Linked DNA regions of Mus musculus: all the other regions are linked to region 3. Evidence: chromatin loops called from intact Hi-C (ENCODE). Cell type or tissue: heart. All regions are shown on one strand.

Region 1 (8,000 bases), 530 kb before region 3:
TCTGGCCTGCAGAGCCTGAAGTACTTAGTGTACTGTTTAGCTATTACAGGAGAACGTTTGATGCCTCCTGGGATAGGCATTGCTGTAGCTCCTGTTCTATGGCGAGGAAGGGAGGGGAAGGATGGGGGGGGGGGAATGAACCACCAAACTGCAAAGGCCTCTACTATGTTAAATGGTGACAAGTCCTAGAGAGAAAACAGAAGAGAAAGGGGAGCATTCTGGCTATGCTGTGGGTGGACTGCAACGGGGAAGAGGATGTCATGGCTGACAAGGGGACAGTTAAACAAAGGCCTGAGGAAGTGGAGGAGGGAATCCTGTGAGTGGGAGTGGAGCTGTCAGAGGAAAACAACAGGCAAAGTCATATGGGAGTGTTAACTATAGGTAAGAGTCCATTAAACACTGGGTACGGTGCTGTTCAACTTCCCTCCACTCAGAATCACACCTAATTACTTACAAGTAATTACCTAACTACAGAGATGAGCATACAAATGAACAGTCTGAATATATTTCTGCCACCACTCACACAGCGCTTTTAGTTTAAAGTTTTGTCTGATGCTTGAATGTCACATCTGAGGACATGACAAGGTACTGTGCCCTCCTCTTTGAAAGGCAATCTCCTCAGAAGCCCTAGGCCCCTGTGGCTAGAGAGTCTATCGGGACCTTCATCTTGCAAGTTCCACTCATGTTTAGAGTCCCTCTTGGTTCAAGGTCATGGGCTCTGAATGCAGGGATGTCTCTTGTGTCAGAGGAGCTTGCCATCTGAGGGGTAGACAAGCTGTCCCTTCCTCTATTCGTTGATATGTTAAGTCAAGCCTATGGCCCTTGGCAGTGCTGAGGATGCAGAGAAGAGCACACTAGGGCCTCCCTCAGGAGGATCTGAGCGTGCCCAGGGAAAGCCACTGAGGTGAGGACGCTCCCAGGCGTGTGGGACAAGGCAAGCTGCTCATTGCTTCCACTGGCAGGCAAACAAACAAACAAAAAAAGGTGAACTTTTCTAACTTGTGGGGCTAAACTAGCAATGTGCGCTATAAATCAAGGCATCCAGTAAGTTACTATTGATTGATTGAAATATCTCCCAGGAGGCTTGCTAGCATGACAGATCAGACCCTGGGTCTCTACCACCCTGGACTCATGACAGGGAGAAACTCTATTCTGACTGTGGCTGTCTGGCCAGGTCTCTGTTCCAGGCTGCAGAGGCTCCTGTGACTCATAGATCACTACAGCATGCTGGTCTGCCTCCCAAGGGACTCATGAGCTTTAATTAGTTACTGTTAGTAAGTGCTGTGAAGGTGTGCGATGGCACAAACATTGCAGGTCATTAGGCCGCTCCGGACCACTGGGCTCTTCAGCCTTGGAACTGCTAATTAAGAAGTAATTAATACCTCAGGGTACAAAGATACCTGAACTTTCCAGATTGGAGGGCTCATAGCCACGTGCGTGGGCAGAGGGAGAATAAAAGGGTCCCGTGGGCACATGGGTCCCAAGAAATTCTGAACACGATTTCTCTCCCGGTAGGAAGAATATTGCCCCAGTAAAACCTGTGGGACCCCAGACCCCAAGGAAAACCCTCACATAAAGCTGGGCTGCAGAGACCCAGAGTGTCTCTTAGAGACAGAAGAACTCAGGACCACTTAGCTCAGCCTGGCCATTCTAAGCAGGCTGACAGACATTACAGTCATGTGCTCTCTCTCTTGTGCAAGCCATGTCTTCCTCCACTCGAGGCTGCAATGATTCTATCAATCTACCACCCTTCCTCACCAGGTTGTCTAGTATCTTTCTTGTAGGCCAGTTGCTCTAACTCAGCATGGACTCAGAATCGTCTTACGGGAGACTCTGAGGAACTGATGCCTGGGCTCACCCCACTTCAGCAACCTTGCTTGCTTCAGGAGTGATGGACACGATGATTGCAGCACTGTCCTGGCCTGGGTATCAGGCACTGGCTCAGGGGAGCCTGCATGCCCAGAAGGAATGAAGATATTCTTACAGAGGCACTTGTGTTCCTCTCTTTGGCTATGGAAACAGTGCACCCCTAAGAAATTAGAATTCTTCCAGGCATTTCACACCAAGGGGAAGGAAAAGACTAAAGTCTGAGCCACCCAGAAGGCTGTCTCCTGGAAGTGGATTGCAATTTGTCAGCTCACCCTTCAGGTCAGGCTAGAGTGGAGACAGTGATGGACAGCTTTGATGCAGTCTAGGGGTCTTGGATTGATACAGTCTAGAGGTCCTGCCTGGGTTTCTTTTCTCTGCCGGTTAAAGAGTTAAAAGGCAGGAAAAATCTTAAGCTCAACAAGGGCATCTGAGAAACCTCAAGGACCTCAGCTAGAATTGGCAGCTGGAGACCAGCATTTACTGCTGAGGCAACAGGTATGTGCAGCAGACACACAGAGAGAAAGACCCTGTGCAAAGCAGAAGGGAGACTGGGGAAGCTGAAAAGCCAGACTCGGGTTAGCCTTTTAAAGCCTATAAAGAGGTTTCCTCCCTCAACCTAGGGTTGGTCGGTTTGAGGAAGGCAAGGATGGTTGATTAGCCAGGTGTTGTGTGACATGTCCTGAACAGGCCTGTGACTCGTTGAGTCAATTTAACACCATGTAGCCTGCTGGTGAGAGACAAAAGCCAACAAGGTCTTCATTTGTTTTGAGCTACTCAGCTTTTGCCTCAATTCAGGAAGCAGAGAATGAATGAAGCTGGCCATTTGGGAAGTTCAGCTAGCCAAGGCCCCTCCCGCTATCTGTCTGCTTCCCAGGGCGTCTAGCTCCTACTCCTAGCTTGTTGAAGACAGGCGGTCAGATCTGGCTTATTGAGGTTTGGGGGACCTGGGTTCTGGCCCTTTATAATTCTGGTAACACCAGGAGTTGTGAGAAATAATGATGCAGCCCCACCACCTACCTGTCACCCCTGTCATCTCACTCTGCTCCAGGCCTCTGAGTGTCTGGTCCCTCTGCCTGCCAGACCCATTCTTCTCCCAGGTAAAGACAATTTCCTCAGTAAAGCTCCCACTCTCCTGGACTCCTACAGGGCTTCCCTGAACCCCAGTGTTGCTGCAGATCACAGGCTGTTCGGGAAGCTCCGGGGGAGCTGAGAGCAGTTTGTGTCACTGTCACAGTTGTCTGGTCTTGCCAAGGGGTACAGCACTCTTAAGGCAGTTTAGAAAGTGTGGTTGTTGTTGAATAGGCTAACTGGAAGGCAGCTCCTCCTCAGGGCCCTCTCCACTCTGTTTCAAGCCTGCAACATTCTCCCTCAGACAGCTACACGGTCTCCTTCTTCAGGTCTTTGCTAAAATGCCACACTCATGGTGGCTTTCCGTGGGCACCCTATGCACCATTCAGCTCCCTACCCCATTTTTGTTTTGTTTTGTTTTTTTAAGTTAAATTGTCTTCAGAACATTTAACACCCTCTGACCGGCAACTTACTTTTTCTTTCTATGGATTTTTTTGTGGTAATTTTTAAAAATTAATTTTATCAAAATCCGGTTTTGTCTTGGTTTCTGAGTCTTTACTGCCCCACTTCCCTACTGTCTGCTTTTTATTTATTTGTTTGTTTGTTTGTTTTTGTCAGCTTGACACAGCTAGGGTCATCTGGGAAGAGGAACCTCAGTTAGGAAACTGTCCCCATGAGGCTCCACTGCAGGCCAGTCTTCTTGATTAATGACCGACATGGGAGGGCCCAGTGCATTGTGGGAGGTGCCACCCTTGCACATGTGCTCCAGGGTTGTACAAGAAGGCCGGCTGAGCAAGCCATGAGGAACAAGCCAGTAAGCGGTATTTCTCAGTGGTGTTTGCTTCAATTCCTGTCTCCAGGTTCCTGTCCTGAGACTTGACTCCTCGCTACCCACCCCCACCCCAGGGATGGACGGTAACTCATAAGCTAAAACAAACCCTTTCCTCCCCAAGTTGCTTTTGGTTGTTATCTTTCTCACAGCCACTGAAAGCAGACTAAGACACTTGGTCGGCTGAAGTTTGACTGTGTCAGCTTACAGGCCATCACTTCTAACATGAATGTTGGGAGCTGTTTTCCCCATTCTCTGCTTCCCCACAGCTGCAGCAGTAGCGTGTACTATGTAATTATTCATAAACTATTTTGTGAGGGCTGGGGAGACAGCTCATCAGGTAAAGTGGGTGCCATGAAACATGAAGAGGGGGTTCAGAGCCTCAGTGTATAAGGTAGAGATGGATGAGAAACACCTATGAAAGCTTTGGGCCTTCACACACTAGTTCACACGTGTATATGTGTTCCTACACACATACAAACATACCACATAACACACTTATGTAAACCATGTACATATACATCTTGTAAATGAAGAAAAGACCCAGCCTCATTGTATGTGTGTGTGAGTTTGTGTGGGAGTGGAGGTGGGTATCCTCAGTGGTCAGAAGGTTTTGGAGTTCCCTGGAGCTGGCGTTTCAGTGATTGTGGGTGCTGAGAACCGAACACTGGTTCTCTGAAGCACAGCAGTGGTTGTTAACCAGCACAGCAACGAATGTTTCAAGTCGCATCTTCAAGACTCAGGGACACTCGCCTTTGAGAAGCCACATCCGTGCTCTCCAGTTCCCCTGGTGCTTTTAAGCCTAGTGCTTCAGCCTATATTAAAATGTCTTTATTAAACCCCATCTCTGCTTCATAAAATTTTTTAAAAAGACTTCCTTGGCTATTGTAATACAGGTGACCTTATGCAAGTGTTTCATAGTTTTAAACTCATTTAAATTGTGGCTTGTTCAATCATAGCGTAGATTTGAAACATAGCTATTGTCAATGAACCTGCTCTCCACATAGACCGGGCCTAGCAGTGGGCGGTAAAAACAGGACTCAAATCCTTTAAAGTAAGGTTTGATCATAGAGTTGAACCTTGCTAATTCCTAGAGGGCACTTCCGGAATCTTGGCGGGAGAGCGAGGCTCTTTGGTTTGCTTTCCGGAAAACCTCTCCAGCCTCTCTCCAGAGCGTGGGACCGGAGCATCCCGCCCCCTCCCGTGAGTGCGGCTTTCCGATTGGTGAGAAACACAGGGGGCGAGGCTCCGGCCATGTCGGCGCAGGCGCACTGGCTTTGCGTGACTGAAGAGCGCCCGACTCAGGTATTGAGTTGCTGCTGGTGAGCATCGGTGGCCGCTGGACTTGGAGGGTGGCTAGGAAGGGCCCAGCGAATCTAGGGACAGTTTCTGGGCACGCGCACCCACGATCTGGTGTCTGCTGTCTCGCGTGCATCCTCTCAGTCGCCACAGGCTATTGGATAGTCGTGTGCTCGGTTGCAGTTCACCTTTCCCCATCTCCACCCCCGCTGTTTGAGAGCAACACTTCCGCCCTAGTTATCCTTGCGTGGCCCTTACTTAGAGGCACAGAGTTCCTAAAAGGGCCCATTTTGGACCGGTCCCGGGGATGACCTGGTGGCTCAGCCGCCTTAGGGTTCTAAAGAGGAATGAAGTGACCGCAGTACGCTCACTCCTCGTAAAGGCCAAGATAGAGCAGGGGTTGGAAGTTTCATCGCTGTTGTATGCTGCGCTGACGTTGGTGGTATTTGGAGGCAAATTCCCGCAATCCAGAATGGCCATGGGCCTTTTGATGTCACCTGACACAAATCAGAGCCTATGACCCTATGATCCATCTCAGAGCCTATGAATTGGGCATCATAATACACAAACCTTTAGGGCACTAGGCATTGCAAGCACACTGTGTGCAGTTTTCCTGACTGGATCGTGTGTGTGTTCATGTACTGTGTACCTGAAATAGGGCGAAGGCAGGGAAAAGGCCTCTTACAGGTGAGATCTGCGGTACACTCGAAAGGCAGCAAGAAACTGTCATTACCAATGCCTGTGTTAAGTTGAAAGTGTAAGGAATGCAAGGAGGCCAGTAGAGACTGTTTTAACAGTCACGGATGATGGTATCTTGAACTGAGGTGCAGGCTGGTCAGGTGGAGCAGGCTGGGCCAGAGGACTAAAAACTGTGACAGTACTGTGGAGCAGAGTAGATGAGGGCAGGTTTCTGGTTTGGCCAGAGGGTGCTTTGCAGGGTGATACTCAGATCTGCAGGGGCACCATTGTCTGAAGAGATTCTGCCTCACTAAGTTTCAAATAGCGTGTACTATGTTCTCCAAAGATGGGAGAATATATAGGTCAGAAATTCAACAGTTTGGACAGTGAAGATGCAAACTGACCAGGAATGTGTGGTGGGTGAGAGGAGCAGTTAAAACAATATTGACTTTTTTGTTGCGGCAGATTTTCATTTCCTCCGATGTCCTGGAACTCAGATGTGCAAACCTAGCTGATTCTCTTACCTCTGGCTCCCAAGTGCTGGGATTACAAATATGCCTCAGCGCCTAGCAATACTGACTTAGTAGGGATCGAGACAAGGAATTGAAGAAAAAACAAACAAACAAAAACCAAAAAAAGCCTGCTCTTCGCTGTTGCCTGTGAGATTGCAATTGACTTGTTTCAGGGTCTCTCCCCAGTGTTCTGAAATAGTAACAATATCAAACATCCACCAGGCTCATGGCCTGTGCCAAAAACTGTTGTGAGAATTTTTTCTACCTTTAAAAAAATTCTCAACAGTAAATGTACAAGGCTGATCTGGTGGTTATATCATTTCATGATGAAACTCTAGCACACGGGTAGCTACAGATGTGGCAGGCTGCTGGAAGTGGCCAGTGGAAGTTGGTTTAGAGCCGACTGCCTTATCTAGAGCCTGCGCATAACTGGATGCTATCTCCACAACAGGCTGGTAACATTTTCATAATCAGAAGAATATGACTTTCTGTTGTTGCTGCTGCTATTGGTTTTTTGTCTGTTTTGTTTGTTTTTGTATTTTTTAAAAAAGGTCTCTCTACATAGCCCTTACTGTTCTGGCACTCACTATGTACCAGACTGGCCTCAAACTCAGAGATCTGCCTGTCTCTGCTTCTCAAGTACTGGAGTGCTGGGATTAAATGCATCTGCCACTATACCCAGATGGATTTCTTTAAGTGGTACTGTGATGTGCTGGGCTAATAGACATGGAAGGATCCACATCTTGGATCCCGTGCTGAGAACCAAGTTAATCGTCATCCCACGTGACTCATTTTTCTCCAGGTGCCAGGGTGTCATGGAAGGTCTGCTGACAAGATGCAGAACACTGTCTGCCTTGGCTGCCTGCAGCCTCCGTCACTGCAGATACATCATCCACAAGTGTTACCATCGTGCGCCCGGGAGAGGGCAGCGCTTGGTATTATCCCGCATGTTCCAGCCTCAGAACCTTCGGGAAGACCAGGTGCTTTCTCTGGAGGGCAGAGCTAGCGACCTGACCTGTAAGAGCCAGCGGCTGATGCTGCAAGTGGGCCTGATCCTTCCAGCCAGCCCTGGCTGTTACCACCTCATGCCCTATACAGTGCGTGCCGTGGAGAAGCTTGTGCGGGTGATAGACCAGGAGATGCAGGCCATCGGCGGGCAGAAAATCAACATGCCCAGCCTCAGCCCAGCTGAGCTGTGGCGGGCCACCAGCCGCTGGGACCTGATGGGCAGGGAGCTGCTGAGACTGAGAGACAGGCACGGCAAAGAGTACTGCTTGGGACCGACTCATGAGGAAGCGGTTACAGCCCTGGTTGCCTCCCAGAAGAAACTTTCCTACAAGCAGCTCCCCTTGTTGTTGTACCAGGTTACAAGGAAGTTTCGGGATGAGCCCAGGCCCCGGTTTGGTCTTCTCCGTGGCCGGGAGTTCTATATGAAGGACATGTACACCTTTGATTCCTCCTCTGAGGCTGCCCAGGAAACCTACGGCCTGGTGTGTGATGCTTACTGTAGGCTGTTTGACAGGCTGGGATTGCAATGGATGAAGGCCAGGGCAGATGTGGGCAGCATCGGGGGCACGATGTCCCATGAATTCCAGCTACCAGTGGACATTGGAGAGGACCGCCTTGTGGTCTGTCCCAGCTGCCACTTCTCCGCCAACACAGAGATACTAGACTTGTCACAAAAAATCTGCCCTGACTGCCAGGGTCCACTGACAGAAACCAAAGGCATTGAGGTGGGGCACACA
Region 2 (8,000 bases), 190 kb after region 3:
CCAACTGGATGAGAAAGGACTGTGGCTTTTTACATAATAAAGAGCTGGGCTGCTGTAGCTGGGCTGGCGCTAGGGAAGGACTGGGGAGTAGACAGAAGGGAGACAGGGTGGAGCCGGGAGTGGAACAGTGAGAGCCATGTGAGAAGTGATGGCAGAGAAAGCTGCCTAAGTTAGATAGATGGTCTAGCTGAGAGACTGCCCCAGCAAAAAGGCCAACAGCCGTAGACTGTACAGATGTCTCTGTGTCATTATTAGCACCTCAGGTGGGACCCTGGAAGCCCACAATAAGAGGTCTGCCACCCTCATACATGTAGGCAAAACACCACTTTACATAAGATGTAAATAAGTTAGTAAATGAATAAATACAGTAAGAGCCTTCTCTCTGGGAAGGACTGAGCCTAGAGCTAAGCAAATGGGCAGAATGAAGGGTTATTTGCCACCCCAAGCCCATTTATTTTACTAGTTATAAAATATAAAAATCTATACAATTGACTTTGAAATGAATGATTCAGATATTTTTTTAATATTTAAAAAAACATTAGAGCAATTTTAAAACAAAGGGACATCATCATATTTCTGTGTGTGATTGGATAGCTTAACTGCGGGTCCAGGGTGGTCAGGAGCTCTGCTATCCAGACGTTAGAGCTTCTTTGCCTAACTTCTTTGTTGGCCACTTTTACTTATTTTTAATACAGTCTTCTTAGTTATTTAAAATATTTATTTATAGATTTTTTTTTTCTGCAAGTATGTCTGTGTACCATGTGTGTACAGTGCCCTTAGAGGCCAGAAGAGGGCGTTGGATCCCCCGGAGCTGGAGTTACAGTAGGTCTTGAGCCACCGTATTTCCATAGATGCTGGGACTCAAACTCTGGTCATCTGGAAGAGCAGCCAGTGCTTGTCGCCACTGAGCCGTCCCTCGGCCCTCTCTTAGTCACTCTGGTTTTTGTTTTTTTTCTATTAGTCACTTTTATATCTTTGGTTTCAGCCTGTTCTTTAATGGTTGACAGTCTCCTGCAGGTCACTTTTTAAAAATCCTTTTTTCTTCTATATTTTTTATGACCAAAACCCCTTTTGCTGTTGTGTTTTTTAGCCCTTGAATTCCTTCTAGTTCAACTCCCGTTTGTGATTTGTTAAATTTTGACTTTTTTTGTAAATTCTATAATTACTGAGTTATAATTACACACAGCAGTATTGATTCATTTACATCACATGTTAGTTAATCTTATTCTGTTTTGTGTGTGTGTGTGTGTGTTATAGTTTTGTGTGTCTAGGGAACATTTTCTGAATTCCTGTTTAGTTTTCACTGGCAGGAAAAGAGGAAGTGACATAGCAGCTCCTGAGTGACTGGGGAGTTAGTTACAACATGGTTACCCAACCAAGAGCCTGTAACATCCTGTAATGTACCAGATAATTTCTGAGCAAAACCTCATTCAATACCACAGCTTACAAATGGTCTCATCATTGGCAAGGAACCTGGAGATCACACAGCGACTGCGGGTGGTGTGGGTGCTTGTGGTCATTTCGACCGCTTCAGGGGACTAAGTCCTCAGTTTCTGCCTGATAGCTGTGGTTAAGTGGGCAGTGTCTCCTTCATCTCCCTCTGCAGCCTGGCCTGGTCCTGGGCTCACTGGGCGTGTGCTGGGCAATAACTCTCCCACTCCCTCATGCCATCTGTTCTTTGCCTGCTGTGCTCTTTCAGCCTTTCCACACTTTGGTCAGTTTTCTACATTACACATTTCTTTGAACTAGATATCAAAAGTCGTTCCAGATGGACATTCTCTGATATACTTAATTTCTTTTGTCTTCCTCATTATTTTGTCCATTAAATAAGCATTCTTGGGCTTCTGTTAATGTGACAAGCACTCTGGAAACAATAAGCAGCGAGACAGAGTCAGACAAAAAGGGTAAACATCTTTCTTTTTTTTAAGATTTATTTATTATTATTTTTTTTAAAGATTTATTTATTTATATGTAAGTACACTGTAGCTGTCTTCAGACACTCCAGAAGAGGGAGTCAGATCTGGTTAGGATGGTTGTGAGCCACCATGTGGTTGCTGGGATTTGAACTCCAGACCTTCAGAAGAGCAGTCTGGAAGAACAGTCGGGTGCGCTCTTACCCACTGAGCCATCTCACCAGCTCCCCAATTTATTTATTATTACATCTAAGCACACTGTAGCTGTCTTCAGACACACCAGAAGAGGGTGTCAGATCTCACTATGGATGGTTGTGAGCCACCATGTGGTTGCTGGGATTTGAACTCATGACCTTTGAAAGAACAGTCAGTGATCTTACCCACTGAGCCATCTCTCCAGCCCCGGCAAACATCTTTCAAAAGATGACTTAAGGCTATAAAAAATAGGGCACCCTGTCCAGGCCTGGAATGTTAGCACTGGGGTAAGCTGAGGCCAGTCTGGATTAATGGCAAGACTCAGCCTCAAAAGTCCAAGCAAAGCAAAGCAATGTGAGAAATCTTATAAAAAGTAAACTATCCTGACTCTGAAGACTTCATCTTTCCTGTGTAGATTAACCGCGGAGGTGAAGGCAGGTTCCTTCGGACTGCTGTGGTTGCTTTAAATACCGGTTTCCTTCAAGCTCAGTGGCTCATTTTTCCACAGTTGTGACCCTCTTCCTGTGGTCCAATATGACCCTAGTTCCCAGCCACACCCTGAATCCTGGCAGATGAATGGAGGGAGGGATTAAAAGGTGAAGACTGGCCGGGCGTGGTGGCGCACGCCTTTAATCCCAATACTCGGGAGGCAGAGGCAGGTGGATTTCTGAGTTCGAGGCCAGCCTGGTCCACAAATTGAGGTCCAGGACAGCCAGGGCTATACAGAGAAACCCTGTCTCGAAAAACCAAAAAAAAAAAAAAAAGTGAAGACTGAAGCCAGACTCGGGTGGTGAATGAATTTTATCCCAGCAGAGGCAAAGACAGGCCCATCTCTGTGAGTTCGAGGCCAGCCAGGTCTACAAAGTGAGTTCCAGGACAGCCAGGGCTATACAGAGAAACCTTGTCTAGAAAAAAAAAAACAACAACAACAACAACAAAAAAGTTTTCTCTGTGACTTGGAAAGATTTCTTCTTGACAGGTTTATTCTTGATCAACCAAGTATAATCCCAGTTTGTCTTTTGGCTCAGGTGTGATTGGTATTAATGTAATTTTGGAAGTTAATATGATATCTTAAATAAGCCAAGAAGCCATTGTTAGCAAACAGTACAGAGTATCTTGTGCCATCTCAGTTTCTCTCGGTAGCCTATGAGTTTATACAGAGTGAGCAAGACACCATGTCTACCTCTGCCTTCCTAGGGTGTTGAATGTTAGCATTGTAAAAAAGCTGTTAGCACTACTCACCTAGGTTTTTGATGAGGCCAAAAGTAATCAGAGAGAGGAATTTGAGCCAGTGAGAAGTTGTATGTGTGCATGTTTGTGTTTGTATGTGTGCACATTTGTGCATGTGGGTGTGGAAGCCAGAAGTCTACTTTGTGTGTTGTTCCTCAGGCTCCCTCCACCTTGTTTCTCCCAAGTGCCTACAGCTCAGAGTAGGCTTGGCTCACTAGCTATAAGCCTCATAGAGCTCCCTATCTCTGCCTGCTCAACACCTGCCCACCTGCCCAGCACCTGCCCAGCACCTGCCTAGCACCTGCCTAGCACCTGCCCAGCACCTGCCTAGCACCTGCCTAGCACCTGCCCAGCACCTGCCTAGCACCTGCCCAGCACCTGCCTAGCACCTGCCCAGCACCTGCCCAGCACCTGCCCAGCACCTGCCTAGCACCTGTCCAGCACCATGTTCAGGTTTTCCTCCTGGAGTCCAGGTACTGAATTCTTGTCTTCATGCTTATGTAGCTAGCTGAGCTACCTCTCCACCAATGGTAATCTTCTTTTTGGAGACAGCTGTTTCACATATTCCAGACTAGTCTCAAACTCACTAGCTAAGGATGGCTTTGAGCTTTATAGCCTCCTGCCTCAGTTTCTTGAGTGCTGCCATGTTTTGGGAGGTGCTGTAGGGTTTGGTATATATCAGGAAAGCATTTTACAACTCAGTCACACCCCAGCCTTCAATAGTTGTCTTATAGTATATAGTATTTACATCTTTACCCCATTAACAGGATGTTGTGTTTTTATCCTTATTTTACACTTGAAGAAATAGAGGCTCTGTGAGGATCAAGATGCTGCACTTAACAAGTATTAATAGCTGAAGCTAAAAACCAAAACATACCTTTCTTATCAATAAAACACTTTATTTTTAATAAAAGGAATTCAGTGAAGTTACTGAGTATTAAGACGGCAGCTTCAGTATCCTGTGGTTTCACTTTTAGAAAGATGCCATTCTGGGCTGAAGAGATGGCTCAACTCTTAAGAGCACTGACTGCTCTTCCAGAGGTCCTGAGTTCAATTCCCAGCAACCACATGGTGGCTCAGGACCATCTGTAATGGGATCTGATGCCCTCTTCTGGTGTGTCTGAAGACAGCTACAGTGTACTCATATAAATAAAATAAATGCATCTTTAAAAAAAAAAGAAGAAGAAAGATGGCATTCTGGAAGAAAAAGTGATATAACAACCTTTTCACTCCCAGTGGTTATTACAGCTTTAGTTAAAAAAAAGAAAGAAAAAAATAGAAGAGAAAGGGAGGGGCTGGGAGGTGAGTCCCGTAAAAGGCTGCTCCTCTAGAGTATCCGGGTTTAATTCCCAGTAACCACATGGCAGCCAACAACTGTAACTCCAGTTCTAGGACACCCCAACTTGCTTCTCGTTACACCGCGAGCCTGTACTTTGGAACTCCAAGTTCCAGAATGCAACGCTCCTCTTCCCCTTGGTTCTCAGGGGTCGTCGAGACTACAGTTCCCAGCATGCAGCACCGTCGCCCTTTGTTTTTGACGCCCAGATGGACCCTGCTTCGGAAGGACTTTTTGGACTCCAGAGGACGCTTCCTCGAGTCACAGCCCACCTGGAGGCATGTGGCTACGGGGAAGTTCTGGCCGGTTGAGTCTGTTCAGGCGAAGCTGCGGAGAGATGGTCTGGCGGCTTTGCAGAACCCTGCCCAGGCAGCGTACCGGGCAGCCCCAGCTGGGTCCTCCCGGGGCCTTCCTGCCTTTGAACAGTGGTGGCGGGCGGACACTCTGTCCCCGGCACGCTTGAGAGCGGGGGCCGCCATCTCCATGGCCACGGCTGCGAGCGGGCCCTGCGCCGGCGGGTCGCCGCGGGACATCCTTTGGCGCGTGAGTTAGCGAGCCGTGGCGCTCCCTGCCTCTCTGGCGGTGCCTGCGCGCTTGGCTAAAGGGGCCTGTCTTGGAGGCGCTTTAGGAATAGCGTGTAGGGATCTGACCGCCTCGGGGATTGGGTGCAAGGGTGTGTGGGCGTCCCCGAGTGGAAGTTAGGTCTGGGGTGTTGAGCTGGAGTCCGAAGTGGAAGTTTGTCAGCGTGGTTGGGATGGCCCGAATGGAAATTTGGTGGAAAAGTTGTAGAGCAAAAGGTTAGTGATTCGAGCTAATGCATAATAAATGGCTTGATTCCTTGGGCTAGGAAACGGGAAGGGCTGCTCTGTGTTGAAAGAATGTGGCCTTAGCAGACTCTGGGGTTGGGGAGACGCTAAACCGAGCATATATTCATGGTTTATTTAAGACAGCCTACTCTAGGCTTCAGCTAAGGAGAGCTCACCTCCTTGCATCCATTCTGTGTTTGGGGGGTGGGGAGTGGGCGCAAGGAGAGAAGTAAAGAGAATGCAAATAGTAGTGGTTCATGTTAATAGCCTAAATGGAGAAGCAGGATTTGCATGTCTGAGTTAGAGTAACTGACTTCTTGATTGAAGAGTTGTGTTTAATTTTAGGTTTTGGGTTGGAGGATAGTTACCAGCATCGTTTGGTCAGTAGTGCTTCTACCCGTCTGCATCACAGCCTTTATAGTCTTAAGCAGCATCAATTTATTCCACCCTATACAGTGGCTGTCAGGTAAGTGGTGATTTTTAATTACTGTCTGTATTGACATTAAAACATTACGTAAAGGCACTCACTCTCTGCATTTCTGCACTCACAGAACTGTCATTTTTGTTATATAAAATCAGTAAGTGTGTCAGGGATTATGTATGATGACAGGACAGATCATTAGAAGACTACTTATATACACAGCTAGGTGTGATGGCCCAGTGTCCTGGGAGGCAGAGGCAGGACGACCTGAGTTCAAGGCCAATCTGGGGCATATATATAGTAAATCCCTAGAGGTGCAGTAAAAAAGAAAAGGAAGCCACACAAGTATTTATCCTTTTGTCTTTTCCTTAAAAAAGGAAAAGAAAAGTTGGCTTATTTGTATTTTTCATGTGTATAAGTATTTAACTTGTATATATGTATGTTCATCACCACGTGTGTGCCTGGTGCTTATGGATCCCCCTGGAAGAGTTGCAGATGGTTGTGAGCCACCATGTGGGTGCTGGGACTGAACCCAGGTCCTTTGGAAAAGCCCTCTGCTGAGCCATCTCTCCAGCCCCAGTTCCCTTGTCTTTTCTTGTTTTTCCTTTCCCTGCCATCCATTTAAAATTGCAGATGGGAATTGTGACTGGTATTAAAAAAAAAGTCTAATCTAGCTAGTTGTAGCACATTCTTATAATCCAACTCTTAGGAGAGTGTAGCAAGAGGCTCCAGAGATCCTGGCTAGCCTGGGATACATATAGAGAAACTATTTCAAAAGCAATAAGAAAAAGCTATACAGTTATTTAAAGAATACTTTATTCTTATGTTGTAGCCAACAAAGAGAAGAGAGGCCAAAAACTAAAGAATGTCAGGGAAGACTTAGTACAAGTCTGCTGAGACAGAGGAGATGGAAACAGGCTGGATGCTTATTGGAATCTTTGGATGTGAAAATAAAATGATGATGTTAGGAGCTGGAAAGACGCTGAGAGGGTAAAGTGCTTGCTGCTTGAGTTGAAGACCTGAATTTAGATTCTCAGTACAATCAAGAGTCAGCTGTGTGATGCATATCCTAACCCCAGTGTTGTGGCTCATTGGCCAGCCAGCCAGCTGCTGAGCTCTCGGTTCCGTGAGAGACCCTAGCTCAAAAAATAAGGAGAGCCACAGAGGAAGAGAGCTAGTGTCGCTGTGGCCTTTACATGTGTGTGCATGAGCAAGCACACTCATACAAGACTCATTATGGTCCATGAGTTCACTGAAGCACAAATTAAAAAAATTAAAAAGTCATAAAGGTACAGAATAGGTTTTGAAGTCTTGAAAATATTCCCTAAGACTAAAAAACACAAATTACTTTGGGAGATTTTTTTTCTCAATAATATATTCCTTATTTTTCTTATAAGAAAGTGTAGGCCATCAAGGAGTTAGAATTTGTTGTCGTTGTTGTTTGGCCTTTGAGAATATCGCTACTAAGCGATACAATCATGCTTTAGCTGATGTGTGTCATATTTGCTGAATCATGCAGGACTGATGAACATAACCCATAAGCCCTGGCAGAGATGGCAGATGATTAATTGTTGGAGACCTAGGAAATCTGGGATTAATTTTGGTTTCTGAATTCTACTTTGAAAATAATTGCTTTCATTATTAAGTGAGTCTATTCAGCCAGCATGTCTCATGTCTCTTTCTTTTGTTCATATTTTTAGATAGTAACATACTCATAGTTTAAACTTGGAAGCATGTTGGTTGTTGAGTGTCTGGTTGGGTTTTGTTGTTTAGACTAACCCTTTTTAGGACTGGTAAGTTACACTGTTTCCACATTACTTTTCCTTAGCTGAGGCACTAATTGCCTTTACTATATAAAGTTCAGAAATACTGTTTACATTTTGAAAACAAACTTGGCTTGTTACTATGGTAGCTTTCCTATGATGAAATGTTTACATATGGTTGTATTTTCTCTGTTAGCAACATCTGTGTGAATTAAAAGAAATTCTAATACCATTTTCCAGTACCCAAAACAAAATCTGAATAATTTACTTTGGAGTTCTTGTGTTGATGTCCTATTGGACCTGACAGCAGCATACAAGTAAATTCTTAAAAATTCT
Region 3 (8,000 bases):
CATTCAGAGGTAAATATCTCAGAGTCCCTGTATGTAACTTATGAGCTAAGTTTCCAAGGAAAGTAGTTCTTGATTGAGTAGAAAAATGAGAAATTAACTCTATAAAAAGAAAAAGATTTTATAGGAAAAGGGACTAGCACCAACTCAAAAGAAAGCCCTAACAGCTTAAAAGAGACATGCAGGAAGAAAAGGATGGATGAACAGACGGACAGATGGACGGATGGACAAATGAAAGAAAGAGAGACAGAGAGAGACAGAGACAGAGAGAGAGAGAAAGAAAAGAAAGAAAGAGAGAGAGAAAGAGGGCATAGCCAGAAAGTTCTCACATAAATGAAGAGCCACAAGCATAAGTCATGCTGGAGCCAAACAGGAAAGACCTCATGTGTAATGACAAAACTTGTAGAGTTCTAGGTGACCTGGTTGTTTAGAAAGATATCCTACATGTCCAGTCAGTAGGGACAAAACCAAGAGGGCACACATGTTCACGAAGCTCAGAGTGCAGCAGGACACACACACGCAGTTTTGAAAAAGCCGAAGTGTGTGCAGTAAGAGGAGCATACTTAAGTTAGATGAACGACACAAAGACCATCTTCCTCAGATCAGAGTGGTTTTGTACCTGGGAGACGGACAGAAGCATAAGCTATGGGAGGCAGTCCTCTCCTGCTACCATGGGGTTCTCCAGACTGAACTAAAATCTTCAGGCTTGGCAACAAGCACCTTGAACCTGCTGAGCCATCTTGCCTGCCTGGCTCCAGCATATTCTTCATCACTATACCATAGTGTTTCCAAGACAATGGAATAAGTAAAGATTCCTAGCAAAAGGATTATAGATGTATGGGGGCTGGTGATCTAGATACAGCTCCATACTCAGCATTCAAGAGGTTTAATCCCCAGCTCTGTCCTCACTCCCAAAACTGTCTTGGCAGGCCCTCTTCCTTCACTGCTCTCTAATGCAGGTCTGGCGAGTCTAGAAGGGCACCCAGGAAAAGAACATCTCTAGGACCTAAGCTAAGTACTCAGAACACTGCCTTACCACCACCGTTTGCAGCCCCAGATGCCCTCTCAGCCTTAGATATCTAGACTGGAGGAGCAGGGGTGTCACTTACACACAGAGTCTTGGGATGGATATAGTCACCTTGGTTAAGCACACAAAACAAGGCAGAACTCATGGATAGAGAAGCCAAGGAGGAAAAGTCAAAAGAAGCCAGAAATGCAGGAAAGGCAAAGTGACCAAAAGGACTCTCTGCAAGTTGCTCCCAGTATATCACAGTTCATTTAGCAGTCACATGACTGATGCTTTCCATTTGGGGGTGGGTGGGTGGTAACGGAGGCTGACTGGGGACCCTTCACACATGGCAAGCAGGCACTCTACTACTGAGCTACACCCTAACATAGCTCTTTCTCTTTCTCAAAAAAGTCTTGCTCTCAACCCATTATGTTCTTGAATGCTCCATCTTTCTTTTTTTTGGGGGGTGGGGGGGGTGGGGTGGTTTCGAGACTGGGTTTCTCTGTGTAGCCCTGGTTGTCCTGGAACTCACTTTGTAGACCAGGCTGGCCTCGAACTCAGAAATCCGCCCGCCTCTGCCTCCCGAGTGCTGGGATTAAAGGCGTGCACCATCATGCCCGGCACGCTCCATCTTTCTGCCTTAGCCCTCTAAGTGCAAGGCTACCGGTGTGCTTGACTGATTATTTGTAAATAGTCCTTGCCCCTTCCTAACTAGTTAAAATCAAGCTTAGTTCCCGCAAGCAAACAGCACATTTAAGTCTCTGTGGTCCAGGGTGGGCCTGTGGAGCCATGAGTCATGAAGCCCTGTGCTACAATTCTGGCCAAAACACTACATATAAGGTGTCGGACCACTATAAAGCATCACCATTCACACTGCACTAGGTCTGTCTAGAGCAGTGGCTCCCAACCTTCCTAATCCTTTAATACAGTTCCTCATGCTGGGTTGATCTCCATAAATAATAACCATAAAGTTATTTTCATTGCTACTTCATTACTGCAATTTTGCTACTGGTATGATTGTAAATACATAAATATCTGTCTTTTCCCAATAGTCTTAGGTAACCCCTGTGAAAGGGTCATTTTACCCACTGGTATATAGAATCCTACTTAAAAAATTAATATACCTGAGAAAAACTTTTCGGATGGAGAGATGATGGCTCAGGGGTGGTTGAGAGCAGGTGTTGCTGTCGGTGTTCTGAGTCTCACAGGTCATTTGGAGAAAGAGAGACACTGCAGGACATATTAAGGCCTTGCTGGCAGGAGGAGGTCCAGCCTCTGTGGACCGAACCACAAAAAGCCATGCAAAAGCAAAAACAACAGGGCTGGAGAGATGTTTTGTGAAGGAAAACATCACACCCCTGCAAGTTTAGCCTTTATAGTGTACTGTTTGCAATGCTCAATAATGCAGGATGTTCTAAGTGTCCCAGAATTGTCTTGTGACCAAAGGCTGTACAGCTCCTTCAGAAAAACAAGTCTATAGCTAACAGAAAACAATCGCTGTCAGCTTGATTTCTTAAAGGTCCAAGTACTTCTAGAACACAGCCACTCATTCTGATGTTTACCCTAGACAGAGTGAACAACAGCTATTTCATCCTAATGTTTTCCCTAGATCCAATGATTCTACTAGAATTCCTGCCACATACTGCTCTTGCAGAGGACTTTAGTTCAGTTTCCAGGACCTCAAATTTCTACTTTAGGTAGTGCACAATCACTATCACTACAGCTCCAAAGAGAGCCAAAGCCACTAGTGACCATATCCACACACAGACACAGACACACATAAGAATAAATCTTGGCCAGGAATAGTAGCACAAGCCTTTAATTCCAGCTCTTGAGAGGTTGAGGCAGGGGGATTTCTGAGTTCTAGGTCAGCTTGGTCTACAGGTGAGTTCCAGGACAGTCAGGGCTACACAGTGAAACCCTGTCTTGAAAACCAAAATAAATAAATAAAAATTCATCTTAAAAAGAAAAAACTTAACAAAGGGGGGTAGTGATCCTGTCAGCTAGCAACCATACCCTAAAGCCAGAATTGGATTAATTCAGGGTAGCAGAGGTACAGGAACTGATAAAAGTCTGTACAGGGTATGTAAGAAAGAAAAATGGTCCCTGAAGGGTGCTTAACAAAAAGTCATGATTCCCTACAATGGAACCTGTTGGCCCTATCTCTTTATGACAGTCCTGTGCACATTTTCTCTGACCCCACATTCCTTCTCACCTTCAACGACTCAATCGTGGCTTGCTTGTAAACCTTTTCTCCGAGTTTCTTCTTCGGGCTATTCTGGATCCTAGGCGTTCGAATGACGAATTTATCCATTGCTGGGGGCTCCGCCTACCTTCAGGTGCTTGAGGAGTATTCTATTCAAGAAACAGGGTGAAACTTTATTAAGGTTGAGATGTGTATTCCCAGAAGTGACACGACTGGATTTTCTAAACACGTCTGAATTATGAAGGCTTTTGGATGGTATTTACAGGAAATAAGACTTCTTCTCGAAAGAGGAAATCTCTTCTGAAACTATAATTAAGTTTACTTCCTGGGTTAAGTTCCTAAGATCCAGAGGGGCATGCTAGGGAGGGAGTTGGATTCCACTACCCGGGGTAATGGGGTGACTTCTGAAATCCTTTTCCAGTTCAGGTTGAGTTGTGATGAAGTTAGGGTTCCACTGGGCTCAGTGAACCCCTCTTTACACCCACTCCGCGGCAGCCCCAATCCTAAGAATTACTCTAAGGCCCACAACAACCATCTCCAGACCCCGGCGCAATACAGAAGCTGCTTCAGAAACCAGTGTTGTGTGTCAGAGAATCCCAACCCTTCCACGAGCAAGGCCTTGGCCCCAGCACTAGGAGGCCTGGAAAGGGCTTATCCAATCAGAGCTCGACGTGAGACCCACCGGGAAAATCAGCCTGCCTACGCTGTTTGGTCTCTTGACTCCTCGGGACCTCCACCCGGGCCGCGCGTTGTAACTATTTGTACACTTCTTCCGGGGCCCAGTTCCTCGCTGGTGACCCGCAGGAACTACACTTCCCAGAACGCACTGCGAGGCGTGCGGAAGCTGTGGTTGAGGGAAGCAACACCCCTCAGCTCGCTCCAAGCCGCCGAGAACTACTGGCCCCAGTCGGCCTGGCACGGAGAAAGGGGCAGGCGCGGCTCTGAGCCCAAGGCTGAGATGGTCGGCCGGGTCCCCAAGCCCGCCCACGAGAGGTTTTCCGTCCCAGAGACCGGCCAGGAGGCAGCCGATTGGGCGGACCGGGGCGGGGCCGAGGAGCTCTCGGAGGCGGAAGCGCGGGCCGGAGGGGCGGGGAAAGGGGCTGGCCCGGAAGAAGGAGAAAGCCTGAAAAGAAAACAGCAACAATTCGAGCTGCTGTGACAGAGGGGAACAAGATGGCGGCGCCAAAGGGGAAGCTTTGGGTCCAGGCCCAACTGGGGCTCCCGCCGCTGCTGCTGTTGACTATGGCGCTGGCCGGAGGCTCGGGGACTGCAGCGGCCGAAGCCTTTGACTCGGTCCTGGGAGACACAGCGTCCTGTCACCGGGCCTGTCAGCTGACCTACCCCTTGCACACCTACCCGAAGGTAGGCAGGGCCCATCCGTCCCGAGTTCCCCTCATCCCTCGGTGCCCCAGCTCGCGTCGTTCCACCTCGGGGTCAGCGCCGGGGCCCTAGTGGTGAAGCTGTGCTTCAGCCGCTGCCCACTCGGTGCAGCTGCAGTTTTCCTTGCTCCTGCGGAAATTGCCGGAAGTTTGTGCTGCAGGTCTCGGCGATAGGCTGGGGGTTGGGGGGGGGGACACAAATGTGCGGAATCGGCGAGCCCTTGGGAGCCCGCGGGACCGCCAGGGAGGCGATCGCTTGCTAGGGTAGATGGAGGATGAACGCGAGGTCCTGACCTAACTAGCAGCGCGGGGGTGGGGAGGATGGCGCGGACGCAGGCGTGCACAAAATAGTGCCTTCCAGTCTGGGTTGATGGCGCGCCTCTCTGGGACGAAGCGCGTTGTGTTCCCCGAGTCGGAGAAAGCTTGACAATTCCTTTGCGGTCTGAAGTGTGAAGTCAGCCTCAGTAGTTACCAGACACCGTGGAAGGGAGGACTTCCTGTCTGTGTTGAGTGTGTGTGAGACGCTGCCGCAAGGGACTGGATGCCTTTGTGAGGCGGCGGTTGGGGGGGGGGGGGTCTGTCTTCAAAAAACAATAAAGTAAAATAAACGTCACTCAGTGCAGAAGATAAGGAATCGTGGAGTGGATCAGGAAATTCTACTGTCCTACGGAAAACCTATACTGTGTAGCTAGAGGAGAGACCGATCCCTAACCCTGGTCCCTGCCCGCAGCCGCTGCCTAGCCTTTAATTCTGCCTTCTTAAGTTGTTTTCCAGTTTCTTATGAATTCTGTTTACTCAACATTCTAAATTGCTTGGTGGTTCTCCCCACTCATTTTCCATATATAATTAGGGTTTATGCCCCTCCCCACCTGGCTTTGTAAGGGCTTTCGCTGATGCGCGTGGTTTTTTTTTTTTTTTTTTTTGGCCTTGTCTTCTGTATGCTATTTGCTTAACCATTGTGGCTCTCCCTCTTTGCCTTCTAAAGGTACAAAGTGACTAGAATGGCAGTCCCAGTGACTTTAGAATGTTCCATATTGACAAGTGCTTTCCTGTCTTTGATATTAAAAAGTGTAAATTCTGTACCTTCAAGCATTTTGTCCCCCTTACCCATCTGAGGGTCATCAATTACAAGCAAAACATAAACGGCGCCACAAGATTGTACTGAGATTAGCCTTAAATTTTCTTTCTTTTGGTTTTTCGAGACAGGGTTTCTCTGTGTAGCCCTGGCTGTCCTGGAACTCACTCTGTAGACCAGGCTGGCCTCAAACTCAGAAATCCTCCTGCCTCTGCCTCCCAAGTGCAGGGATTAAAGGCTTGCAGCACCGGCTAGCCTTAAAATTTCTAAGTTAGAAATTAATAAATAGTTGGGAGAAATGAAGAGCTGGGATGGTCATGGACACCTGTAAATTACAGCCTGCTGGAGGCTGAGGTCAGGGGTCACGGGTGTAAGGCTTGCCTTGCTCACCTCAGGGAGTAAGAGGAATTCTTTAGATGTCAGTCAGTAAAGCTTGCATCATCAAAAGATTCTACCCGAACCAATTGGCCAAGAATTAGGCTGAGGTTTGCTTTATGTTATGTTAATGTTTGGTTCCCTCTTTTAAGGCTTTCCTAGGAAATTTGTAGAGTAAGACAGAATACTGGGGACATAAATAATTTGAAAGATACGGATACCAGGAATCTTTGGATATTTCTTGGATGTGTTTGTGTTTGAGACAGGATTTGCCTACAGTTCAGGTTGGTTGTTCAGTCTCAGCCTTCCTGCCTCAGGTTCCTCGGTGCTGCTGGGGCTATACACACGCACCATGCCAATCAGATGCCTTAGGCATTATAATATTCACTAGTTGCTAATAATTGATGTGATATTGATAAGTCATTTTCACTAATTTATTAATGCTGTTCTTAACCAGAACTCCAAATCATTGGCTCCCTGTCTGTCCTGGACTTAAATTTGTTTTGTTTCTGAGGTAGGATCTCTGGTAGGATCCTTGCCTCACCCTCTGAATTCTAGGAATACCTGCATATTTTAGACTGTTTGTTTGAGACACTGTCTTGACATACAGTCCAAGATGGCCTCCAGCTAACTCTGTTCTCTTCCCTCTATCAGTAAATGTCAAGGGCTAAGATTATAGTCTTGTCTGCTGCACCCAGCTCAAAATTTACTCTCCTACTGGGCATGGTGGTGCACACCTTTAATCTCAGCACTCAGGAGGCAGAGGTAGGCAGATCTCTGAGTTGAGGCCAGTCTGGTAGTTCCAGGACTGTTAGGGCTACACAGAGAAATTCTGTCACAAAAACAAGAAAAAAGGAAAATTTGAGAAAACAAAAAAAAAAAACGAGTAAAAAGGTAAGTGCTTAGCCAAGATCCTATAACTAAGAAGTAGTGAAGTAGAAATCGAGTCTTCAAGCTGGCTGCCCTATGCTGTTGCCACTGAAGAATGAAGTTTTATTACAAATACTTATTTTACTGGTTTTTAGAGGCCCTCACTGAGTTACTGTGCATTGCGCTGCAGGCAAAAAGTGGTGTGTTAATAAGAAAGTAAATGAATTATAAAACTCACATTGTCTCTCTTCATCTGATAAGTGGCAGATAAAAATCTTTTCTAAATGACTTTATAATTATTTATTGTAAGGACATAGAGTATTGTAAAGACATAAAGTAGATATTCTAAAATTAATACATTTTGCCCTTTGTTCTCATAGATTTAGTTGTATGATGTCTGGGTTCAAATGTAAGGAACATAAGGCCTGTTGTTAATAACTAGTCTGTGGTCAGGTTTGTACACGACATGGGCTTCAGAGTCGTGCAAACCTGTAATCCATTCTGGCTCCACTGTTAACTGTATTCCTACCATTCAATTGATTTCTTAGAATTTAATTTTGTAAACTGTAGGAAAACCACATATTTGTGGAGCTAGTATGAAGATTGAAGATAATTTGACGCTTTCAGGGCAATGCCTAACACAGCCATAGGTGGCTATTTCTTCTCATACGGGTGCAGTCGGGTTTGTGCACGTTTGCATTTGTAGTACTAAGAAAGAGAATACTTTAGAGCAGGCATGTAGCTCATGCATGTAGTCCAGCACTTGGGAGGCTGAGGTAGGAGGATTGCTCTGAGTATGAGGCCAGCCTGGACTACAGAGCACAACCAGTTACAAACATTAGCCAAAGCAAGGCAGACAAGGTAGACCGACTTAGCTACATAACTAAGGGGAAGAAATGGATATGAAAGCTATCTAGGTAGCACTGTTGTCCAAAGACCTTGTGTTACTTAGCTGATACTCATTATGGTGAGAAGCAACCTTTCCTTGCTCGGTTAGGAGATTATATTTCCTATAAGCTTGTCAGTAACTTGAGATGCATAGAACTGAAATGTTTACCATATTTGAATTTATATTCTGTAAAATACAAA
Region 4 (8,000 bases), 510 kb before region 3:
TCCTGGCAGCCTGGTACAGTGGATACCAGTTATTTGGATGATAGCCCCTAAAGTAGAAATTAGCAAACTTTTAATTTTCTTTTTGCAACAGTCTCATGTAACCCAAGCTGGCTTTGGATTTCTGATCCCCCTGTCACCAGCTCCCAGGTGCTCAGATCACAGGCATGTGCCACACCCTGGTTGGCAAATTTTTTTCTTAAAGCATCAGCTACTGAGGGCCAAGCAGTCTGTTGACAGTAGTCCCCTGTACCACTGCCTATGGGAAAGCCTTGGATGATACCTAAACAAAGAGAGCTGACTCAGTGTCACCATCTACAGCCTCTACCCTTAAGCCATCAATAAAACATGGCATTGTGCTGGCTAGTTTTATGTCAACTTGACACAGCTAGAGCCATCTAAAAGAAAGGAACCCCAATTGAGAAAATGCCTCTGTAAGATCCAGCTGTAAGGCATTTTCATAATTGGTGATTGATGGGGGGAAAGCCCTGGCCATTGTGGGTGGTGCCATCCCTGAGCTGGTGGTCCTGGGTTTTATAGGCTGAGCAAGCCATGAGGAGCAAACTAATGCACTCCTCCATGGCCTCTGCATCAGCTCCTGCCTCCAGGTTCCTGTCCTGCTTGAGTTTCTGTCCTGGCTTCCTTCAAAGGTGGACTATTACATGGAAATGTAAGCCAAATAAACCCTTTCCTCCCCAACTTGCTTTTGGTCATGGTGCTTCATTATGGCAAGAGAAACCCTAACTAAGGCAGCTTTGTACTGTTGATAATGATTTTAATTTGTACTGCAGTCCAAAGTACAGGACTTAACTAGAAGAAATAACTAGAAAATTTCTAAAACATCTATATGTGGGGCTAGAGAGATGGCTCAATGGTTAGTGCACAGGCTGCTCTTCCAGAGGACCCAGGTTCAATTCCTAATACCCCAACTACTCTGTGGGCACTACATAAATCATGTGGTGCACATATACAATACAGTCAAGGAAAAAAAAAGTCTACATACAACTATCTGGGTCTCTTATTCAAGAAAATGGCCACATCCTCTCTGAATATCAAATTTAAAAACCTGGAGTATACTGTACTGTTCTGTTTGTTGGGTTGTATTTTATCTTTTGAGATAAGAGTTTTACTATTATTTGAAACTGGCTTCAAACTCCACATCTTCCACTTCTGCATCTCGAGTACTGGAATTGCAGACATGGGGCCACTGCATCTGTCTGCCATCCTATGTGTGTGTGTGTGTGTGTGTGTGTGTGTGTGTGTTATAATTCTGTGCTGTTTTGCCTGCAGGTATGTCTGTGTGAGGAGTTACAGACAGTTGTGAGCTGCCATGTGGGTGCTGGGAACAGAACCCAGGTCCTCTGCAGGCAGTGTACTTAGCCACTGAGCATCTCTCCGGCCCATATTGAATTTGTTAATATATGTTACCAGACTGCTTACTGGGAGAGACAAGTGAGTAGATTTAGCAGTGTTAAGTTCTCTAAGTCAGTAACTGAAATGGTGTGTAACTGTGAACACAGAATGAGACTAAAGCCTCAGCCCAGGCAGCATCACCTGTTGAATGGGAGACTAGCCAGGCATCAAGGATTCAAGTTGTAGGTCAGACACTCACTTCAGGGAAGTACTAAGCACTAACTGGCTTGGCCACTGGACCTCCTAGACTACGCGCACTTCAGAATGCAGGACAGGAAGGGTTTTACTGTTGTTAATTAAAGCAACATCCTAAAAGCGTGGCTTTCTCGGGTTGCAGTATGTTACAGTGATGAGCATGGCCCTGGCTCAGACACCATTACTATGGGCGGTTTTCTTCTAAGATTAGTAAACCAGGAAGAAGGCCTTCCCCAGAGGGCTGCCGTGAGAGGGAGGGAGAGGATGACTATTCAGAGCGCACACTCAGCATGTTGCTGAGACCGGCACAGGAGGGACAAGCTAACTGAACGTGGTGCTCTGACTCCAGAGGTCGGGCGGGGTAATAAGCACAGCTGTGAAGGCAAAGCACCCCAACAAAGGCCCCAGGAGGCTTCACACAGCCAGGGGGTTTCACACTCTGTGAGGCCTATGCTTCGAGAACTCACCTTGATGGCCTGGAGCAGAGCCTCATTCTGATGCTGTTCCTTCTTTTCTTTCAACTTTGCCTTCCTCAGATCCCTCTCTTCCATCCTCTGGAAATATAATTCAGATGTTGTCAGCTCCACGGAACTCTTTCTTGCTTTTACCCCAGCCTGCAAGAGATCTGGTCTCTATGCAAACCATCCTTCTGCTCAGAGACTGCCAGTGGCTGGCTCAGTGACCGTCCACAAAGCATGCCCCCACAGTCAGGCCCACTGTCGGCAGAAATTTAAAACCTAGTTCTTTAAAAAACAAAACCAAAACAAAACCCTTCGTTCTTGTACTGCAAGAACTCACAATTCAGTGAAGGATGCTGCTAAGAGCCAAGTGTACCCCTGAGTCACCCTGATGGTGCCCCCAAAGTAGACTTAGGCAGACAAGGAAGATGCCACCAATAAAGGAGAGAGGGCATCTCTATCCAAGGTCCCCAGTGGAGTAGACAAGTACTACATGGGAACCCCAACTTCTCTGGTATGGCTGCCGAAAACCCCAGGTTCTGCCTTCTGCACAGTTAAAATCAGTGAGAGAAACACAGGTGGCAGACTTTCTCCCCAGTCTGCCCACCACCAGCAGCTCCTGCTTCCCCCTGGGCTTGCAGTTAATAGAGATCTGCCAACCTCTGCTACAAAGGGAACAGAGCAAATGTGTCAGGCTCTGCAGACTGCATGGTCTCTATTGTGTATTATCTCTTGAAAGTGTGAAAACTTGCTTAGCTCAATTCATCTTCATTAAAAAAAATCATTCAAGGTATATATTTTTCTCATATTCAAAGCAGGGACCAAGAAATATCAGGAACTTGTCCTGATTCATTTCAGCACTTCAGCAGTGGTAAAAGTAGTATTAAACTCAGATTTGCTGAAGTATCCCTCTAGGGCTTCTTGTCTGGAACAGTCTTCTCCCTCGGCATCAATCAGCTGCTCAGCAAACTCTCATTCCGTCATTCAGAGATTGGGCTCAGGCGTCACCTCTCTCAGCAAACTACCTGTCAGAATCCCATTCACACTCTGCTGTCGGCAGTGCAAAGCCAGCTACCACTACTCTAGACTGTTAGAATGCACACACTATATTCCCACAGCGACTTGAGACACAATCTGAGGAATGCTAACTAGCAAATGCAAACTGTCTGCAGACAGTCACTAACCTTTAGCTTGTCTGCTTTTGCCCTTATTTCTAGAAGTTTCTTCTCTTTGGCATCAATTTGTAGTCCCTCATCACACCAGTTCACAGCCTCAGCAAAGTGTTTCAGTTCAAGATGGCACAGGGCACCTGCAGAAATCAGAGTCCTGAGGATCTCAGAACAACATGCTCAGAAAGCACCACCTTGAAAAGGCCTTCCTTCCCTCACCAGTCACCAGCCAGCCCCAGGAGGGCAGACAGGACAGGGCTCTTTGTAGTTCAGTTCCTAGACAAGGAAGGATTTGTGTACTGTTGATCAGAAATCACTCTCAACCCCATTTGTTCAAAACTTCCAAGTCTTCCAGGTATACAGGGCCCAGCTCATCAAACAACAGTCAGACAGGGCTGGGCTAGAAAATGACTGTCATTTACCTGCTGGATCTTGGACAAAGGCCATGTCTGAGCTTCAGATTCCTTGTCTACAAATGGGAGAATAAAGGCCATCTCAGATGGGGTGTGTGTGTGTGTGTGTGTGTGTGTGTGTGTGTTTTAAGATTTGTTTTTAAGGGCTGGAGAGATGGCTCAGTGGTTAAGAACACTGACTGCTCTTCCACAAGTCCTGAGTTTAATTTCCAGCAACCACATGGTGGCTCACAACCATCTGCAATGGGATCTGATGCCCTCTGCTGGTGTGTCTGAAGAGAGCAATGGTGAATACATAAAATAAATAAAACTTGAAAGAAAAAAGAATTTTAAACAACAATAAAATTGTTTTTAAGAGAGAGAAGGAAAGAGAGGGAGGGGGAGCGAGGGAGAGAGCGAGGGAGGGAGGGAGAAAGAGAGAGTGTTTGCCTGAAAAGGCCAGAGATGTCAGATAGCCCTTGAGCTGGAGTCTTAGGCAGCTGTGAGCCACTGGGAACTGAACTGGAGTCCTGTGCAAGAGTAGAATGTTCTAATGTTCTGTTTACTGCTAAGCCTCCTCTCCAGTCCCCAGATGATGTTTAGTATAAAGCAGAATTTCCTCAGCCACCAATCAATACCAAAGCCCAAACACATTTTTCTTTTTTATACAGCCATCTCTTTAAACTGCCTCCCTTTACTCTTTGCTTGTCTGGTATAGGGTGCTGTTTGTTTTCATTCTGGGATGCAATCTGCAGCACCTGTGCATGCTAGGGAAGTGCCCTACCATTAAGCTATACCTTGATTCTATTTCTAAAATGTTTCACTGCAATCATGTTCAGGTCTCTGCATAGCCTCTTAGACTTTCACAGAAATTTAAAACATCAGAATATTATTATAAGGCTTATATTATGGTTTGAATATGCTCGGCCCAGGGAGTGGCACTATAAGAAGGTGTGGCCCTGTTGGACTACGTGTGGCCTTGTTGGAGTAGGTCTATCACTGAGGATGTGGGCTTTAAGACCCCCATTCTAGCTGCCTGGAAGCCAGTATTCTGCTACAGCCTTCAGATGAAGATGTAGAACTCTCAGCTCCTCCTGTGCCATGCCTGCCTGGATGCTGCCATGTCCCTGCCTTGATGACACTGGACTGAACCTCTGAACCTGCAAGCCAGCCCCAGTTAAATGCTGTCCTAATAAGAGTGCCTTGGTCGTGGTGTTTGTTCACTGCAGGAAAGCCCTAACTAAGACAGCTTGAGTATCAAAGACTCTATAACCCCAGATAGGTGAGATGTCTCAGGAGGGAAAGGTCCTTGCTGCCAAGCCTGATGACCTAAATTCTCTCCCTGGACACCACATGGTGGAGGAGGGGAGTCTACCTCTAGAGGTTGTCCTCTGCCCTCCACACAGAGATCACGGCATGTGTGCCTACTCACATGCATATTGCACACACAAAACAAATGCATACTTATTTTTTAGAGACTCTAACCTCATTGAACCCAGAGTGAGCAAACTGACATTAAGAGCAGAGGTCCTGCTATATATAAGGTGAAGCAACAATGAGTCAGAGGCTGATTCCACAGGGCTGTAGTTTCCCAGCCAACCCTTACTCAGGGCCTCTGTCCTGTAGCCGAGGGACACGGACATACTCGTACACCCAGCCACAGACACCTGAAGAGGCATTACTTAGCTAAGTGGTTTAAACTGACTCATGGCAGTATAGGGAGGCTCAATACATGATGAATAGTTTGCAAAGCACCCTCAGCTCAGAGTAAAGTGAAGTATAATTAGTAAAAGCGCTGTTATTGCAAGGTCAGACCACAACATGAAAAACGTGGGAACAGTCCAGCAGCAGAGTTTCTGGCAAAGGCCCCACACTTATCTTTTAATTAATTTCAACATGGCATTTAATTATCTTGCCTTTCGATCAGCTAAACTAGGAAAAAAATTAGAATGTGAAAAAAAATCTGAATGTGCTATGTCTTAATTAATTTTATTCTTTTTTGTTTTTGTTTTGTTTTGTTTTTATGAGACAGGGCTTCTCTGTGTAGCCCTGGCTGTCCTGGAACTCTCTCTGTAGATGAGGCTGGCCTCGAACTCAGAAATCTGCCTGCCTCTACCTCCCAAGTGCTGGGATTAAAGGCGTGGGCCACCACGTCCGGCTAATTTTATTCTTTACTAATTTAAAACGAGTAGTTTCAATCTCATACACACCCGGCATGAAGGGTAGAGCCTTCTAGGGAGCTCTGAGTTACAGCAGCCGCTGGGAGGAAGCAGGACCTTCCCACGGAGTCTGCAGGACTAAAGGACTTCCCCAGTCCCCAGCAGTCAGGAGCCAAGCTTTCAATGGCAGCTTTTGGTACACAATGCTAATTTTCCCAAATGATGGCCACCCGCAGCTCATGGAGACTCACCTCTTATGATGGCTTTCAGGTGACCGGGCTTTAGCTTCTTGGCAGCCAGCACATCATTGAGGGAAGAACGAACATTGCCTAATGAAATGCCATTAAGTAAAAGAAAGAATAAGCTTTTCCATCAAAATGCTTCCAAATGTCACAGCATTGACAGAGACAATTCCTGAGCAAGGTTCAGGAGTCAGAACAGTGAACATGCTCTGGACAAACACAGTCATGCTCATCTAGTCCTAAAGAGTACGCAGCATCCAGCAGGCCGGAGGAAAAAATGCCCAGTGTCACCAGCGACTAGAAACTAAAGTCAACCCAAAACCGGTGAGGATGTGGGAAAGAACAGTGCTGTGGGACTGTGGTAGGCAATCTATTTTGGTTGAATAGGGCTTGTTCCAGTGACCCAGTAAAGATCTCAAGGGACAGGAAAGCGAGCCACATTCCAAGAATCAGGTGCCTGAAACCACAGAGCCCCCAACTCCATAATTCTGTGACTATCAGTCACGCAGACAATGTCCCAAGCTTCTGGCATTCTGGCTAGACTCCACCCCCACAGTTACCTGTCTAAAGCCAGGTATGCTCCTCCCCACAGTTACCTGATAGCCCAGCCCACTATAAGAGGGGCTACTTGGCCCCTCCTCACTCTCTTTAGCCCTCACCTTTCTTACTCTCTAGCCTTCCTTTTCTCTTTCCCTCGACCCCCTCCATGTGGCCATGGCCAGCCTCTCTTTCTACCTTCTCTTTCTCCCTGCCTTTCTACAATAAAGCTCTAAAACCATAGACTGTCTCTGATCACTAAGGCCCACCTTGCTTGAATGATGAGATGGGCTTTCTCCTAACAAGCCGCATCTAACCTCCCGCCAGAAGGCCTTCCTGCGCTGCAGCCACAGACTGGATCAAGGACTCTCGCCCGAGTGGGAACCATCAAATGCCCTCTCCCCCTGCCCTCTCCTCCCTTCAGCCCCAGGGCCCCTATTCTGTTCTTAGCTCCTATGCCGTATTCAGCGTGGAATGCTGGAGGCTGGAAACCTGGTACCTAGGGCTGCCCTTTGTCCACCACCCGCTGGGTGGGGTCAGTGGCTTCACACAGCCAGATACCCACCTGGGGGCTTCGTGGAAAGTGTGCGGCAGTCCTCCCGGAACTGTGGTGGGACGCATGTTCTCTCCCCTCTTTTCCCCACACCCACCGCCCCGCACAATGTCAGGTGCACTGGAGAGTATACTGCGAACAACAGGGCATACTGTGAACAACAGGGTTCTTCTAGAAATTATCCTCAGAAACACTTGACCAACGTGTGAGGATCGGTGAAGAAGCAAGCTAACTGAGTTATCTCCCACTGGTATGGTGGTTTGAGAAATAGTTCCATTACATTGTCTAGGCTGAATTCAAACTCAAGTAATCCCCCTGCATCATTCTCCAGGTAGCTGAGATTTACAGGTCCTAGACACTCACAAAAGCACTCAGAACACAGAGTATATAATGAAAGCTGTAAAGCAAAGAGATGGATTTAAAAACAAAGCAGAGGAAAAGCCCTGCGCTACCAAGCCACACTACACAAGGACAAAGGCACCGAGGGCCTCTGCAATGGGAGTGGAGGCAGACTGCAAGGCCATCAGACTTCCAGCCGCCGCCTTACCCTCCACTACTGACAGAAGCCAGCACCGCCAAGCTGGTGGGGGACTCGGGGTTTATTTCAGGCAGACACAAAACCACAATGTCTGGACTGGAGCCCCTGAGCACAGTGGTGGTTCAGTAAGGAAGAACTAAGCCATTCTCTCACTCGGTACTGAGAGCACCAGCAGCCACAATCTCCAAACAATAGAAAAGAGCACAAAGAATTAAGAAAGGGACCAATTTAAGAAATTTCCTAGATCCGCTTGCCTCTGCCTCCCAGAGGTGCTTGTTGTACACGCATGAGGACCTGATTCAACCCCTAGTCCCTACATAAAATGCTAGTTGTAACACCATATGCTT

The links. A loop is a pair of places that touch in the nucleus more often than their neighbours do. Peaks named below come from ENCODE experiments on the same cell type or tissue, not always from the same donor. Only the 100,000 strongest peaks of a DNase experiment are listed, where the experiment ranks them.
Region 1: it touches region 3 in a loop (2.3-fold over the local background); 1 of 42 quality-filtered maps calls a loop at or near these places.
Region 2: it touches region 3 in a loop (3-fold over the local background); 6 of 42 quality-filtered maps call a loop at or near these places.
Region 4: it touches region 3 in a loop (2.4-fold over the local background); 1 of 42 quality-filtered maps calls a loop at or near these places.

The regions. Positions count from the first base shown.
Region 1 is chr4:106,646,061-106,654,060 of GRCm38, forward strand. It overlaps Pars2 (prolyl-tRNA synthetase (mitochondrial)(putative)), which reads left to right and starts at 5,009. Exons shown (of 2, transcript NM_172272.2): 1 at 5,009-5,071; 2 at 7,058-8,000. The coding sequence starts at 7,071. In heart, no CTCF peak of the experiment used is centred here; DNase peaks (open chromatin) are centred at 4,981 and 7,371; H3K4me3 peaks cover 1,582 bases; H3K27ac peaks cover 1,676 bases; H3K27me3 peaks cover 1,667 bases.
Region 2 is chr4:107,362,932-107,370,931 of GRCm38, forward strand. Ndc1 (NDC1 transmembrane nucleoporin) reads left to right here and starts at 5,116. Exons shown (of 18, transcript NM_028355.4): 1 at 5,116-5,217; 2 at 5,826-5,946. The coding sequence starts at 5,158. In heart, a CTCF peak has its summit at 4,483 (motif pointing left); DNase peaks (open chromatin) are centred at 4,870 and 5,080; H3K4me3 peaks cover 1,756 bases; H3K27ac peaks cover 1,366 bases.
Region 3 is chr4:107,174,344-107,182,343 of GRCm38, forward strand. Tceanc2 (transcription elongation factor A (SII) N-terminal and central domain containing 2) reads right to left here and starts at 4,023. Exons shown (of 5, transcript NM_025617.2): 1 at 3,895-4,023; 2 at 3,222-3,361. The coding sequence starts at 3,320. It overlaps Tmem59 (transmembrane protein 59), which reads left to right and starts at 4,287. Exons shown (of 8, transcript NM_029565.3): 1 at 4,287-4,574. The coding sequence starts at 4,386. In heart, a CTCF peak has its summit at 4,627; a DNase peak (open chromatin) is centred at 4,168; H3K4me3 peaks cover 3,079 bases; H3K27ac peaks cover 2,408 bases.
Region 4 is chr4:106,668,377-106,676,376 of GRCm38, forward strand. Ttc4 (tetratricopeptide repeat domain 4) reads right to left here. Exons shown (of 10, transcript NM_028209.2): 4 at 6,035-6,112; 5 at 3,248-3,372; 6 at 2,073-2,159. Among named protein-coding and RNA genes, the nearest start is that of Ttc4, 6.6 kb to the right of the region's middle. In heart, a CTCF peak has its summit at 3,884 (motif pointing left); no DNase peak of the experiment used is centred here.